Linked DNA regions of Mus musculus: region 1 is linked to region 2. A link is a loop called in an ENCODE intact Hi-C map of the cell type or tissue named here. Cell type or tissue: left cerebral cortex. All regions are shown on one strand.

Evidence for each region. Hi-C counts contacts between places; a loop is a spot of excess contacts. Peaks named below come from ENCODE experiments on the same cell type or tissue, not always from the same donor. Only the 100,000 strongest peaks of a DNase experiment are listed, where the experiment ranks them.
Region 1: a loop joins it to region 2, with 2.6 times the contacts of the local background. A loop is called at or near these places in 2 of 42 quality-filtered maps.

Annotation. Positions count from the first base shown.
Region 1 is chr13:103,304,547-103,312,546 of GRCm38, reverse strand. All of the region lies in intron 1 of Mast4 (microtubule associated serine/threonine kinase family member 4), which reads left to right. Among named protein-coding and RNA genes, the nearest start is that of Mast4, 26 kb to the left of the region's middle. In left cerebral cortex, no CTCF peak of the experiment used is centred here; DNase peaks (open chromatin) are centred at 3,711 and 4,048; H3K27ac peaks cover 323 bases.
Region 2 is chr13:103,196,004-103,204,003 of GRCm38, reverse strand. All of the region lies in intron 1 of Mast4 (microtubule associated serine/threonine kinase family member 4), which reads left to right. Among named protein-coding and RNA genes, the nearest start is that of Gm30050, 100 kb to the right of the region's middle. In left cerebral cortex, no CTCF peak of the experiment used is centred here; DNase peaks (open chromatin) are centred at 324, 2,878 and 3,933; H3K27ac peaks cover 1,457 bases.

The DNA.
Region 1 (8,000 bases), 110 kb before region 2:
ACTAGGAAGACAGTGTCATTGGGGGCTTATTGTACAAGCATGGCATCTACAGCATGACCTTCTAGAGATTATACCACAAGTCTTTGTGTTTTCTCAGCTAATTCTGGTCTCCCAGAGCACACTGTGACATTTGGTCTTACTGTGGCTTCTATTCATGAGTATATGGGTAGGTCTTACCTCCACTACAAAATTACATCCTGAAGTATTTATTGAGACAAGTTGAAAGAACCCCAACTGTAGAGTGACCTGAAAGTTTGTGGCTCTTTAGTTTCCACTCTGCCCTTTAAAGTAGCTATGTTTTTTCGGTTCAGTCAACAAAAATATGTTTCCAACTAACGTTACATTTGTTAATAGACTATATTGTCATAGGGACACTCTTAAGTACTAGCCTGTTACACCATGGCAGTACTATAACCCTGGTAGAAGACAGTATAGACAGTGAGGATATTGGTGAATTATCTGATTGAGATTAGCAGCCAGGATCAATACAACTCAGTACTAGAAATATAAATGGTCCCATTTTACAAAGAGCAAAGGATCTGAACAGAACCCCCAAAAGAAGTAAATGAGATGCCCAGTATCTCCAGTCAACAGGCAAAATCAAATCAAATTTATGAAACAAGGAAATATAACAGGTAGAGGTGTTGGCAAAGATGTGGAGATAGGGAGGCCTCATACATTATTAGTGGGACTAGAGCTTAGCGAAACCAGTATAGAAAAGAGCACCATTGCTAAAAATGTTAAAAGGACACCTACCATATGATCAGTAATACTGCTTCTGGAGGGTGTGTGTGTGTGTGTGTGTGTGTGTACATCTACAAACATGGACACACACATATATACACACATATACACATACAAAGGAGGCAAAATTAGACTCATGGAGAGATCACTGCTTCCTGTGTTGATTATGTAATAACATCATACATAGGAAATAGGATATGCAAACAATCTAAATGTTGTTCAGCAGATGATGGGGTAGAGAGAAGTGTGTATTCAGATAATGGGATAACATCTTCAAGATTAACAAAGGAAATCCTATTTGTGGCAACATGGGCAGAGCCAGAGCACAGTTTGCTCAGCAAAGTGAGACATGGAAAAACTGTCATCTCATGGATGTATGGAATCCAAACCAGATGATTATCAGGAGGTAGGGGAGAGGGATATTGGTTAAAGGGTCTCAAATTTGAGTTATGCATGATGGATAAGTTCAGAAGATACAGTGACAGCCGACTGAGAATTTACAGTACTGTACTGTGTGGTTGAAATCTGCTAATTTACGCCTTCAATCTCTCCTCACACACAAATGGAGACACTGTGGAGCCGACAGTGATATATTGATTAGCTAAACTTGGTGACCATTTTAGTGTGCATGTGTAAACTCCAAGTGGTGCAGCTGTTAAATGTATATAAATTTAGGTTGTCAGTAACATCTCAGTAAACTTGTTTAAAAATCATGGATTCTGCTGTCATTGTATGTATAGATAACATGTAAAATTCCTCCCAGTGAGCAATTTAAGATCGTCCGGTCTGTTATAATGTTCTGTAAAGTATATACAAACACATCACCAGGATGTGTCCTGAAAGTATTGCCAAATGTATGATGGTCTGTGGGAAATAATGTAAGTATAAAATCATATACATAATTTGTTTCTAGTAGGACTAATGCTTTGGAGAGTTGGATACATGCTGAAAATGCTATGCCACAATGTATAAAATCCTCACAAGGTGTGTTGGGATAGAGATTTCAATTAGATAGTAAAATTGTGAAGAAGGAAATTGCATAAATGAGTATGGACGCCATTGAGGACTCCTCGAGCTATAATTAGCATAAACATCTCTCAGATGTTCATATGTCAAAAGTGTGGCATCTAGAATGGCATTATTTAGTTTTTGGTATCTTTAGGAGTTGGAGCCTTGAGAAAGGTCCGTATTTCTTTGGGGGTGTATGCTCAAGGAGGACTATGGGATTCCAGCCCTTCTCTCTGTTTCCTAGATCATGAGATAAGCAGTTTGTCTTCCTATGTATTTGCACCATGACGATCAGAGGAGAAGCCCAAAGCAATAGTGTGACCTTGGACTGGACATGTCAGAAATCTGAGACATAATGACTCTTTCCACTTAACTACCTCTGGTTTTCCATTATAATCACCTGAAGTTGATACTGAGACTACAGAGACAAATGTCGGGAGTGGACTGTGTCAGAACATAGAGGAGCAAAGCTTTTTCAGTTACAGAGTTAGGAATATACTTGGTGAGTATCAAAGGAGACCACATTGAATGTTCAAGATTTATGGTCTGGTAGAAGCCAAGCAAAGACTGACTTTTGAGAATGGAGAAAATGATGTTCAACTTGCTCAGAACTACTTAAAGGTCGGTCAACTTTGTATATGGTGTGTGACAGCTGTCCAGAGTCTTAAATGTAAGACTCAAAAGTATACAACTCCAAAAGAAAATATGCAGAAAAGCTTCTCGCCTGTAGTCACATTTTCTGTAGAAAATGACACCAGAAGCACAAGCAAGAAAAGCAGAAATAGTCGAGGGGGATTATATCAGACTAAATATTCAAGAGAGCAAGGACAAGTCTTCACTGAGGCGGAGGTCATGTGAGTGATATTAGATAGTGTAGAAGAAAAATGTTTGTGAAGAGGATGTTTAAGACAATGCCTATGAATAGTTGACATTACAGTTGGGCATCTGTGAGGTTTATATTGATATTTTTTCTTTGGTCTTTACCATTTCTCATTATGATTTTGGTATTAAAAAAATCAACCACTTTCTGTAGTAAAAGTCAGGGCTTTTAATAAAGCCAAACCAAAGGACAACGATAAGCTTCCCAAATTTACACTGGCCTTTCCCAGTTGAGCTCTATGGCTTGGGGTGTTGCTTATTTGCTGTGGTGCTGGTGTGTTGAGAGGGTGTTGGGACAGATTTTATACATATGTTTCAGTTCCTTTGGATACAGTACCATTGATGTATCCAATCTTTTAAAGCTATGAAATTAGAAGTCTTTTTTAGTGCACCCTAGGTGAAAGAGGGAATTATTGCCAATCTATTTTGCCAAAATTACAAGTTGATTATGCACAGTAATTTTACTTGACATGTTAGAATTGAATTTCCTCCTGCAGATCCTAGAAGCGATCTCTACGCATAGGTAGATGATAAAGCCGACAGAGCAAGGGACTAGAGCAAAGGGAACACTTTTAAGTAGAGTAGAAAAGAAAACGCTGCCGAGATTAGTCTTAAGAGTATTGAACAGTTCTATATACTTGCTTGAAGAGGACCACACATGGTTCTGCATTTCAGAGCCTTGGAAGAGCCTAGGGAAGTTTCTGTTGCTGGGACATAGTATCTAATGTAAGAGGAAGTTTTATTTTTGGCTTTACAGTTGTAGATTTGAGTCCATGGTCCATTGGGTCTGTTACTTTTGGGGTCATGTCTTGGCAGACCATCACGGCATGGAACAGGTAGTGGAGCAGAGTGGTTCACCTGTTGGCAGGCAGGAGGCAGAGACAGGATGCTTGAGCTGGTAGCTCCCTCCGCCATCCCTTATTGCACCTCAGCCTGCAATGTACAAAATAGCACTGCCTCCACATAGGGTATGATTTTCTTTCTTGGTTAATCCCCTCTGGAAGATATCCTCACAGACACAGCTAGAGGTGTGCTGTACCAGTCTCCCAGCTGCTTCTCAATACTGTCAACTTGACAAGATGAATAGTCATAGGCGCCAAAGGGGAGAAACTGGGTTTTTGTGTGATTCAGTGTTTTGAAGCCAGAGAGAAGCTATTGCTTGGGAGAAGCTTCTCTTGTTATTGAAGACTGAGAAATTTTTCCACACAGACCACCTGAGTATTAGCACAGAAATGTCCCAATTGCTTTGAGATCCCATCTCACCCGAGTCAGAATGACTGTCATCAAGAGTGGAAATGACAACAAATTCAGGCAAGGATATAGAGAAGGAAGATACTCACTGCTGGTGGGAATGTAAACTTGGAAAGTCAGAGTGGAGGTTCCTCAAAAATGTAAAAATAGAACTACCAGATGGCCCAGCTCTAGTCCTGTTGGATATGTACCCAGAGCATCCAAAGTCAACGTTCCACAGAGATCCCTGCACAGCCATAGTTGCTGTTGCTTTATTCTCAGCAGTCAGGGAATGGGAGCAGCATAGATGGCATCAGGAGGTGAATGAGTCTTGATGAAGAAAATACGGTACACAGCCATAATAAAATTCTATATCGATATTTAAATTTTTGTCGATATAGAATTGAATTTTATAGAGACATTTAAAAAGAATGAAATCATGACTTCTGCAGGAAAGTAGATCAAACCTGAAACCATCCTGTTAAACAAAATAAGCCCTGGTCTAGAAAGACAATGGCATCATGTTTTCTCTTATACATAGAATCTGAATCTAAAATTGTCTATGCTTGGGTATTAATATATGTGCATTTATAGATCATGAGATTGAAAAAGGTTGGAAAGTGGAACACATGCGATGAGAAGGCAGAGAGGGGGAGGCTAGGAAGGAAGGAAAGCAGCCCTGTGTGAGGGGCACAGGGCAGGATGGGTGGAGGTGGTACAGGAGCAATGAAAACGCAGTCTAATGACACATTATGAAGATTCATTACTTTGTGTACTAACTTAAACAACCCACTAGAGGATAATGAAGAATGTCCTTAGTGAAAGTCCCTATCGCATCTTCCACAGTTACATGGAAAGCCTTGCATCCAAGGGTCATGATCAAAATACAGATGTATTAGATACGTGATCGGTGCTACCGTTTTGGAGAGAATACCTACATGGTAGTTTTGGCAGGTTGGCCAGGTGCAGCCTCAACCCTTTAGGAATTTAAGAGGCCTGGTAGCGTTTTTGTGTCCAAGTGGCTAATTCTCAATACCAAGAAGGGGTAACAAGAGAGAACTTAGCTGTGTTCACTGTGTTCCTTTTATATGAGACAGAGATTCTCAACTTGTGGGTCATGATACCTCGGGGGCATCAAACTACCCATTCACAGGGGTCACCTAAGACCACCAGAAAACACAGCTATTTACATTATAGCTCTTAACAGTAGCAAAATTACAGTTATGAAGTAACACCAAAAATCATGTTATGATTAGGGGGTCATCACAACATGAGGAACGTAATCAAAAGGTTGGAGCATTAGGAAGGCTGAGACCCACTGACATAAAAGGAAACGTACACGGTATATGTCACTGTGAGCAAGGAAGAGCTGTTCTCAATTATAGCTTCAACACTGATGTCTTCACTGGAAACCCGAGAAGGGGTGGAGTGAGCTTGTTTCCCTTCCCATCCTGGTATAGCTGGCCCTACTCTTCATCTTACTTGGGCAAGCATCAAATGGAGCCCTGACCTACCTTCTCTGTTCCCAGCTGTCTGACTATGTTCACCTCAGCAAATTACTGAGAACATCTATCTCATAGTTAGTTATGGACTGTGTCTACCTGAGTCCATCCACGTCTTTGTGGAAGAACCTTCATTAAAGCTTCACCATGTTCTTCAGCCTACGGAGCGTCATCCATCTGCTGCCTCCCATTTGGGTCTTTGGTATAACTCAGTGTTTTCTGGAACATATTGAGTTGGTGTCAGACCATGAATTTGTTCATTGCCTCCGGCTGTTGAGAACTGTTCTAAAAATGACTGGGATATCTAGGCTAATATTAAAACAACTTAGGAAAAGTTTAACAGTTTTAATAATCTACGAAGACTGCCTAGGAGTAGATAGTGTTCATGTTTGAATAGAAATACATCTTTATCTCGAAACTTTGAAATATTGAACTTAGTTATTCTCTTGTAAGAAGCAAAGAGTAGAGAGGGCTTTAGGATGGGGTAGAGGCTTCAACACACATTTAAAAACACATTAGAGGGCAGGTGAGATGGCTCAATGGGTAAGAGCACCCGACTGCTCTTCCGAAGGTCAGGAGTTCAAATCCCAGCAACCACATGGTGGCTCACATCCATCCATAACAAGATCTGACACCCTCTTCTGGAGTGTCTGAAGACAGCTACAGTGTACTTACATATAATAAATAAATATTAAAAAAAACACATTAGGCTTAATCTTTAGCAGTGAGCAAGGGGTACATCAGAGTAGTAGCTTTCAGCCTTGGTTATATATTAAAGTCATTTGAGAATTTCAGGGAAAAGGAAACATTACTACTGACATAACCAAAAATAGGACCTAACTCCAGACTAAGTAAATGTGATTTCTGTGTTACTTTGCCCTCCTTGGCAACATGCTGATCTTAACAGGGTTGGGAATGGCTGCTCAAGAATGTGAACAAACCAGCCATCAGGATGCAGGGAGGCCAGACCCTATCCATAATCATCTGTAAAGGGTTGCAAAGAGCATTTTAAGCTTGATCACACGTTCTGTCCAGTAGCAAACGAGGAGGAGACCCGTGATGGGCATCTTACAATGGGGAATGGCATCTTGACTGAAGTTTGTCTCTGCTTTGGCTTTCAAGCTCTGTTGTAATAAGCAGAATGAGACAGCTGTCAGAGGAATTCAAAAAAGCGATAAAACAAATTTACAAGCTCTTTAGAGCACACACGGAAATTTAAATTTCGTTTGTTAATTATGTGATTTTTCTCCAAAGGTTCTTTAAGATTCTACCTGGAAAGTCTCATTGGTTTTTGTCGTCACGATGTGTGTAATTAAACACGGACTGCCTGGAGCTGAGCGAAGACGATTCTAATACCAGTTTTCTCATAAACCAGAGTTTATTGCAGTGGAGAATATCAGAACTTAAAGGTGAAGTTTTGATGGTGTTTCTGAGGTCAGGAGTAGTATGTGAAGCCTTGCTGCCAGGGCCTTCAGTGAGAAGCATTCTGGAATTTAGAGCTTTCATACAGTGTCGGTATGTTTTGATCTCTCATCTTGAATATCTTCTTCATTGACTTCCCAAGAGTATAAGACGCCTGTATAAAAGAGAGAAGGGCCAGTGGGTTCATGATGGCAGTGAGCTGTGGGCGAAAAGAAGCCATTTATTTAGTGCCTTTTTTGTGCTTGGTGATGCGGTAGGGCTTGTGTTGATGGTGCCCTCGCTAGTAACATGCCTACAAATAGATTTGGATGCAAAGCCATTAGTGACTATCATGCATTATGGACCTAAGAACAGAAGTTTGTTCCATATGTAACTGGACAATAGCAAGATCCATATGCCGTGTTAACTTAATGCATGGGCCCTTCCTATACCTCACAGTGAGACTCTAGTTAATCTTTGATAAAACCCTGTAAGGACATTTTTCTTGGTGTTTTTCATGCCTACCCTGAATGATTTTTTCACTTCCCCAGTCTACAGATGAGGAAACTCAACTAGGAGCATGTAAGTAGTTTGTCAAGGGATGTTTGGCTAACAAAAGTAGATCCAGGATGGAATAACATGCAGGAAGCAAGACTCCTCAGCTCTCACAGGCTGTACTTTGTTGCCTAGAGGGGTGCTCACAAGTCTTTATTGGCTATTCGATTCTGGGTGGTCAGTATCAGTGATGGCTTACTAAAAACATTTTCATTTGTAAAATTTTCTTCTTTGCATTATTTTCTTGGATAAATATCCAGGAGAGATTGCGGGCGTCATGGGTTCTAATTGCTTAAAATTTACAGTTTGAAGTCCTAGCCCTTTGGTGTCTCAGCATGTAACCTTACATGCTGGAGAGGAGAGAGTTGTTGCTAATGTAATTTAATTAAGATGAGCTCATGCTGGTGTAGGGCACAGCTCCGGTCTGATGGGAAAGTGTCTGTGTAAGAAGCAGGAATTTGAACCCACACAATGCACACAGCTTTCCTGACTCCCAGCAAGTGCTGTGAAGCTGCTTGGTACAAAGGATGTCATGTCAGCTCTCAGATAGATGCCTGGAGAAAGCTCTCGAAAGCAGAATCCCAGGTCAAAGTGTCAGAAAGTCAGTGTGACTCGGGGTTAATCAGGAACTGAGAGACGCTAGCTGGCTGGTTCTTCCTGTGTCGATACAAGGCTAGGGAG
Region 2 (8,000 bases):
ACAAAGCAGAATAAATGCTCTTATTCACTGAACTCATCTCCTCCCCCCCCCCCGCCCCCCCCAACTCCCTCCTCCAGCAAACCCTTGCTACTTTTTAATCATTGCATACTTCAGTCAGGGCCTTTAAGAGAAAATAATACAATTTACTGTGCTTTATGGAGCTGACTTCTTAGACGAACTCCTCCCCTATTTCCTTTTAATGGAAATGTTTTAGAAAGAACATTTGGTAGTGGTGAAACTTAAAGTATGCAAATACACCCCAGAGCAGTCACATTCCTACACCCTAACCCTGTTGCCAGTGCATGGCTTGGTTATTTCTGGGCATGGTGGGAGGAAAGGAAACAGAGATTTGGGAAGTTTCACTCAAAGATATAACTTATACAAATTGGCACTTCTGGCAGTTATTTTGTTTCCTAGTAGATACAGAGCTAGCAGATGCAGAGCCCACCCCTCCCCCCTGGGGGCTGGGGCTTGGTAAATAACAGGTTAAGAGTAACTTTCTAACTGGTAGAGGGGACACTCCACCCTCCCACCCCACCCTCTTCATTCTTGTCCCTTTTGTGAGTTTGTAGCAATGTTGGATTCTTGATACTTTGGGTACAAGTTTTGATTCTAAAATATACCAACAAGGTGTGGTGTGCAGAAGCAGGGTTTTGTGGGGTGGTCCAGGAGAACCGCAGTTTCAAGTGGGTGCTCTGGAACTTCTCTGGGTATCCCTTGCCTTACCTAGGTAGGGGGAGAGTGTGTTTGTGCGTTATGAAATGTAGACACCCCCCCACACACACACACACACAGTGTGCAAATGGTAACGGAGGCAGGACGTGTAGCTAACACGCCTTTTCAAGCTCTTTTGAGTAGGTACTTGCTAGTAGTTGTGAGTGAGTGTTAGATCCCACCGTCTCTTCAGAGGTCTCTTTCCTTTCTGTTCGTGGATATTATAAAATTTGGGCCCTGAGTTGTCCACCTAACAGTAGCCTTTTCTTACTGGAATATTGTGTTTTAGAGAAATGCCAATTTCTTTTTATAATAGTTTTCTGATTATATGGTTTCTTTGTTTTTATAGTTCTAATTTTTTTGCCAGTTTGGCTCGAAGGACAACAGGATCTAATTTTTAATTATAATGCCTGTATAAATCCTTTGTTTGCTCACAGGAAACTTTAAAAAGGGTGTGGCGTTTATTTTTCAGTCACGAGTATAATTTGCAAATTTGCGTTTTAGGAGAAATTACTTATGGACACGTGTGAGATTTCGTTTTAAACGTCAAGAGCATATGCATATTTTATCATTCTCCTTACAGTCTTAATTTGATTTTTAAATGGTTATACATATTTGATGTGTTCATGGCTTATTGTTAAGCAAAACCTTCCTTCCTCCTCAGAATTAGGATGCTCGGTTGCTCTTCTGTTTTAACTGTCTTTGGAGTTTATGGTCCTAGCATCAACAAGAATAAATGCTGAGAAACATAGATATTCAAAGCTTGGGATGTCTATGCTCTCGTGCCAATTTTTTTTCAAAAGACTTATTTAATTTAGAATTTTCTTAGGGGGGGCAGCTAGAGTAGAGAACAGCAGGATACAGGTCATATGAAGGGGAAATGGGAACAAATGGTGAGGGGACTTTAATTAGGGAGGAAGGAAGGAGTTCAGTACAGAAGCAGAGGGAGGGACTAGGGACAAAGTACACCAATGATGTCTGATAAAGCCTGGAGGGGTCATATTGTCTTATGTTTACCTAAAATTATACAAATTATCCATGCTCGCTTGCTCGTGCTCTCTCTCTCTCCCTCTCTTTCTCTCTTCTCTCTCTCTCTCTCCCCCTCCCTCTGTCTGTCTCTCTCTGTCTCTGTCTCTGTCTCTGTCTCTCTCTCTCTCTCTCTCATTTGTGTGTATGTGTGTGTGTGTGTGTGTGTGTGTGTGTGTGTCTGTGTGTAGCTTTTATGCCTCTTGGGCTGACAGTGCTCTCTACAAGAGCCATAAACTAACAAAACCTTGGCACCAGGTGTGAGGATCCTCTGAGTTGTTGGTCAAGGTAGTCCAAGTGGCTCCCAAAACAGTAGACTGTTGTTGTTGCTCTTGGTTGTCCTCACAGGGTGAAGGTAAGTCTCCATTGGTACCTCGCACTCTAGACACAGGACTCAGACAATTCTAACTGCATCTCATGTGAAAGTCTGGTCTCCCTCCTGAAGTCTAACTTTGACAGTAACAGAAAGCACTGTGTAAGTTGCCCAGGTCAGGAAGCATCAATAGTCTTATCTAACCGTGATGCTTATGAACTATAATGACCAGCACAGCAAGATCTCTCTCTCTCTCTAAAGGTGGAACAGTGACACTCACATCTTGGCAGTTGCCAACAGATGACTAATTGGACTTAAGACCTACTCGACAGAAGGGTATCATGACTGGTACTTGAATCCTAGCCAGCTTCCTGGGGGCTAGTAAGGTCATAGGCTGCCCTAATGTGTCTGTGAGAGATGTTGACATTCCTACCATTTGGTGTGCCCGTCAAAGGGTCAGAAAGGTCAGGATAGAGCTGGGATGCTACAAGGCAACGGGGGGGGGGGGGGTGTCAAGTGGCTTTTAGCCTTTAGTAAAGAAACAAAGTGTGTGTGTGTGTGTGTGTGTGTGTGTGTATGCTCAATTGCATTTTATACTTGCTATGAAGCAATTTCATATAGCAGTATTTAACTACTAGTTGCATGCTGATACTCTCCATTTTATTCTGTTTCAATTTCCTTTCCATACTAACGCTGACTCACCAAATCCTTTCCACACTGTGGAAAACTCATGGAAAGCTTTTTTGTTGCACTCCGGTGGGTGAGCTGTCTCCTCGCCCTGGAATTTGTTTGTGGTCAGTCACTAGACACTGTCCAGTCAGTGGGAGAGAGAAGGGCAGTACACAATAATGCCATTTCCAGGTACAGTGCATGCTAGACATTTTTATCGGAGGAAATATCGTGCTGATTGGTGCGAGCCAACTGATTTCTACATAATACAGTGAAATACGCATCCCAAACAACTGCCTAGAGACCATCTCTGCCAAGAGGTGGTTAGTTGTGCTGGAAATAGGTTTGTCTTCTAGAAGAGAGTCCTGCTTTTCCGTTCCCTTCCCTCCCCTCCCCTCCCCTCTCCTCTCCTTCCTTTCCTTTCCTTTACATTCTCTGTCTGTCTTTCCTCTTCTCTCATACATTATATCCCAACTGTTGTTTCCCCTCCTTTCTCTCCTTCCAATCCACCCCCACCTTGCCCCCACACACTACCCCTCTCTCTGAAATCCACTCCTCCTCCTCTCCTTTCAGAATACAGCAGGCCTCCCGGGGAATATCAACCAAACATGGCATATTTTTTTTCTTCTATGTATTCCTTTGTTTACTAAACTACCAGCCCCAACCCCTGAATGAGCTTTGATGTCTTGAGCCTGCAATAAATTATCCCAACTGGTGGCTTTCTGGTGTGGCCTGAGATGTCACCAACTTGTGTTAAGATTTTATTTCTCATGTGAGTGCTCTTTTTATTGTTATCTGTGGGAGTCTGCATGACCAAATATTGCCTGTAGCTTTGGTGTTTGCCTGTGGGGCCTAGTTGGGATCAGGATGAAAACCATTGCTGGTTTTCTTCAAGTAAATGACTGAGTTGTTTTCACCTCCAAAGCAGGCTCTGATGCCATCTGTTTAGTTTGGTTGTTTTACTGAGGGATTAAATGATATCATGCTACAAAGTATAACGTCTTGGTGCCTACAATTATTTTCTTTGTGTGGCAGAATTACTAACACCAGGTCTCTCTGTCTGTTTTATTTAGCCCTTGGAGAGGTGGAGACTTTCTGAGTCTCAGATATAGGAGGAACTAAAATTAAAGTTCCTTTCTTAGTGTGTGCTGGAATTTTTAACAGAGTAGAAATTTCCATGAATTCTCGAGCTGCCTTTGAGTTGAAGAGGAAAGATGTTTAAAGTACATCCAAGTTGAGACAGTTCTGTGGGTGGCTTCTGAGGGACATCAGTTTTCTGCAGGAACACATGAATTTGCTTACAGTGAACAACTGCTCAGCAATGCTGGCTTTGTGCCCCTTCCATGAAAGTTTAAGTATAAAATCTTGACTCTTTTAGCTTTTCTTGCTATTGTTTTCCTGGTGGGTTTTCAGTGCATTTCTGATGACAAGGTTCAATGTTATGAATGCAAAATGGTTTTTTTGAATGATGGAAAAATCTTGACTGTAAGGGACTGATTCCTTTAGTACAGTGGTCGTTAGAAGGTAGCTTAATGAAGTCATTAGTAGATGTGTGTGACACGAGGCACAAACAAAGGCTGTTCCCATCAGGAATCTCATTGAGATGCATTTTCCTGTTCCCTCCCATGTAAAATGAAGGAGACAAGATAATGCAGCATTATTTTTCCTTTGGAAGAACATGCGAAATTCTCCCTAGTGAAACCTATGATGTCTTTTTTTTTTTCCCTCTCCAGTACAGTCCAGTAAGTGGTAAATAAAACGTTCTGAAGAAATAACACCTAAACAACAGTCCCTTCTATTTGGATTCAATGGAAAGCAAAAGCTGATTCTTGATCCCCCTTGTGCCTTAGAGGAGAACATCACTTGTTTGGAAGAATTTTACTGTTTTGTAAGCACGATACCCTAGTTTCAAGGGAAGTTAACTGAATAAAAAAAAAATCATAATATTTAGCCATTTTTTGTGGGGGTGAGGGAGAGGGAGAGAGGTGGAATGGCATTTAATTTGATCCATTTAAAAGGAAGGATAGGGTAAGTATATGTTTTATTCCAGTGAGCACAATGATTGTACAATTAGGGGTATTTAGATATGGATTTTGCACTGTAGTCAGAAGGAATCCTATGGCTTTTATTGATGCTGGGCTTTGAAGTGGGGCTCTCTGATAAACGGTGGGCTGTTAGAAGTCAGGTGCTTTGGGTGTGCACAGGAGCTTGGGCGTGTGTAGTGTGGACATTTGAATAACAAATGAGTATTTGAAGAGACTTCACCAGGCGAAACGAAAGACGTGATGGTGTTGATTAGCTCCATTTCTTAAAATTCTATATATTTAAACAGTTTGGTACGCGCGTCCCTTCCATTGCCCCGCATGCCCAAGTGTTTGGTGTGATGGTCACATTCTTCTTTTCATAATGGAATGTATATTAACTATGCAGCCCTTTCACAGAGCAGTGTTTTAATCATTCTCTATTGATTTATACATCACATCAATGTTGCATATTGAAGGCCTCTTATTCTGTGTCTGTGCCTTACCCAGGCTCTCATTCTGTCTACCTGACTTGCATAATGTTCCGGGGCTCCCTTAATTCTCTTCACCCCCATGGGAAGCAGTCATGATTAGGAAACCACAAAAGGTCAGGCACACTGTTGCCTTCTCTACGCTTTCTGGGGCACAAAGAAGAAATTAATGGGCTTAGAGAAATATTGTCATTGTCCGTAACTGATAATAGGTATCAGAAGTAAGTTAAAATTAATAAATGCTGAGTTTTGAGCTTTGGCGTGAATCTGAATGATTTATCGCTGGCTGGGGATGCCAAGAGAGTGTTTTGCATTAGCTGAAGGAGTAGGGCAATGATGAGAGGAATCTGTCAATCAGGGCCTGGATTTCCTGCAAGAAGATCACTGTAGGCAGGGCTCTGAGCAGCCTCCTGAACAGTGGTTGTTCTTTGAACCTAGGGCTGTTGGTACAAGCTGGCCAAAGCAAATGGGAATATTTAATTTTTTTCTTTTGTCTTAATGTTAATTTGAGTGAGAGGAAGTGAAGATACGGTTGGTGGGCATGAAGGATGCTTACATGGACTGGAATAAATAATCCAAACCCCCTCCCCCTTCCCCAACTTAGAATCTCATTTGGGCTGAAAGACCAGAGCTAGGTTTTACATAGGAAGAAAGTCTGCTTACTTCATTCTTATTCATGGTCCAATCCCCAAATCTCCTCCCTGAAGAGATGTATTCTTCCCAGCAAATTAAAACATCTTTTTTTTTAGAGGCCCAAATGATGATGGTGTCAACTATTGATGAAGATGAATAGGTAATTTTTTTCTCCATTTATATATTCCTTCTCCCCCTACTGTTCAGGATAGGGTTTTGTTCACTTAAACCAAGATCCAATATTTCATTTACTCTCCTCTCTGCAGGTTGTGTGCATTGTGCAAATCTCTTGGCTAGGTAATGGAGGAAAATGTTTGAAAATGTGATAGCTTATTATAAGGACATTTGACATCAGCATATTTGCTGATGACGGATTGCCGATTGCTAGTAATTTAAAGGGATTCTGCACAGTAGTTAAGGTACAATATTTTCCTCACATTAATCAGCTCAGATCAGGATAGCCTACATTACAATTTCTTTCAAACCTCTGGAAAATATAGACATCAGAAGCCGATCATACGATCTATAAAGTGATTGAATATATACTGTGGTTTTATTTCTACTTAATCCAACTATCATAAGAGAAGAGGCAGGCTGATAACATGCTATTTTCCTTTATGGACTTACTTATAAGCACCCAGAGAGAGAAAAAAGAGTATTGTGGAGCAAATTGTAAGGAATGAAAACTAAATTGGAATGAAATGGGATTGTTGACTAAAACTTACATTGATTATAGAGACAGTTATAAAATTCTAATCTAAGTTGGTTTTGGAATTTGTTGTCTAATCTGTCACTAGCTACACATATAATCTCTTACATGCATTTGTTTAGTGTGACTGCCTGTGCATGTGTTCATGTGTGTGCATACACATATCATAATGCACTCCTGGAGATCAGAGAACAACTTACATGGTGTCAATTGTGTCCACCACATGGGACACAATTCAGGGATGGAATTATAGTTGTTAGGCTTAGTGACAAGAGTCCTTACCCACTGAGCCATCCTTCTAACCCCATGATTATTTAAAATAAGCACTCACTGTTGTGTGTGCCTGTGATTCAAGCATTTGGAAGGCTGAGGCAGGAGGATTCCTTCAAGACCAGTGAGAACAAGAAATCTGACTCAATGAAACAAAGCAAGCACTAACCGTTGTCTGGAAAATATTGGAGCTTTGGGTTATAGAAACCACTGTGGATGGACCACAGATGAGTGGTGGCCGAGGGAAGGATGTTTGACCTCAAATGAGAGCCACAGTCACATGCACAAACATGATCCCTATGTTTTGTCAGGACATGCTATGACGGAGTAGCATTGGGTGCTGCTTAACAGTATCCAACCTTCAGAACAGGTGTTATCTGTGGGTGTTGCTGGGGCACATCTGTCAGACAGGAGCACACGGAGCAAAGTATTCTGTTACATGTCATGATAGCTTAATTGTGTCACCTTCCCCGGGATGTTCCTTGATCTCCACTGAAGAGCATCTAATGCTATTGGCAGCTTATCAACTTTCCTTGTCTTTACTTACTGGTTAGGTTGCATGGGAGGGAGGGAGGGAGGGATGGGCTGACCATGTGGTCCACATTCTGCTCTCACTGCCCTCTGGTGTTTAACTTTGTATTTAAACCCAAGGTGACTTCACTGCAGCTCTGCTAGACTGGAAACATCTGTCTTCCTCCAGCTGATACTCTTGAATCGATTCCTCTTCCTTAAAATCTATGCCCTCTCTTTGCCTGTATGCTCATTTCCCTGACCATTCCGTATTCGCAGACGGGCTGCTTCTGCCCTGGTGTCTCTTCTGCTCTTCCCACCTAGAGCAGCTACCTTTAGTGAACCTTTACTGACACCTGTAATCCCAACATGGAAGCAGGAGTTCAAGGCTTGTTTAGGATACATAATGAGTCTCTGTCTCAAAACAAAAAAACATTATCACCAACAAAACCTCTGAATAATCAAAACGTAAAAGCAATAACAAAATTATATCTCTGCTCCTCAAATCCAAGTCATCTCTGCTCCCTCAGTTAAGGTCCTCATAAGGAACAGGGCTTTGTTCTGTTCCACTGTGGGCCCTGTGCAGGCAGACACGAAGGCAGCTCACTTCCTTAGCAGCTGCTCTCCCACATCCTGACCCTCAG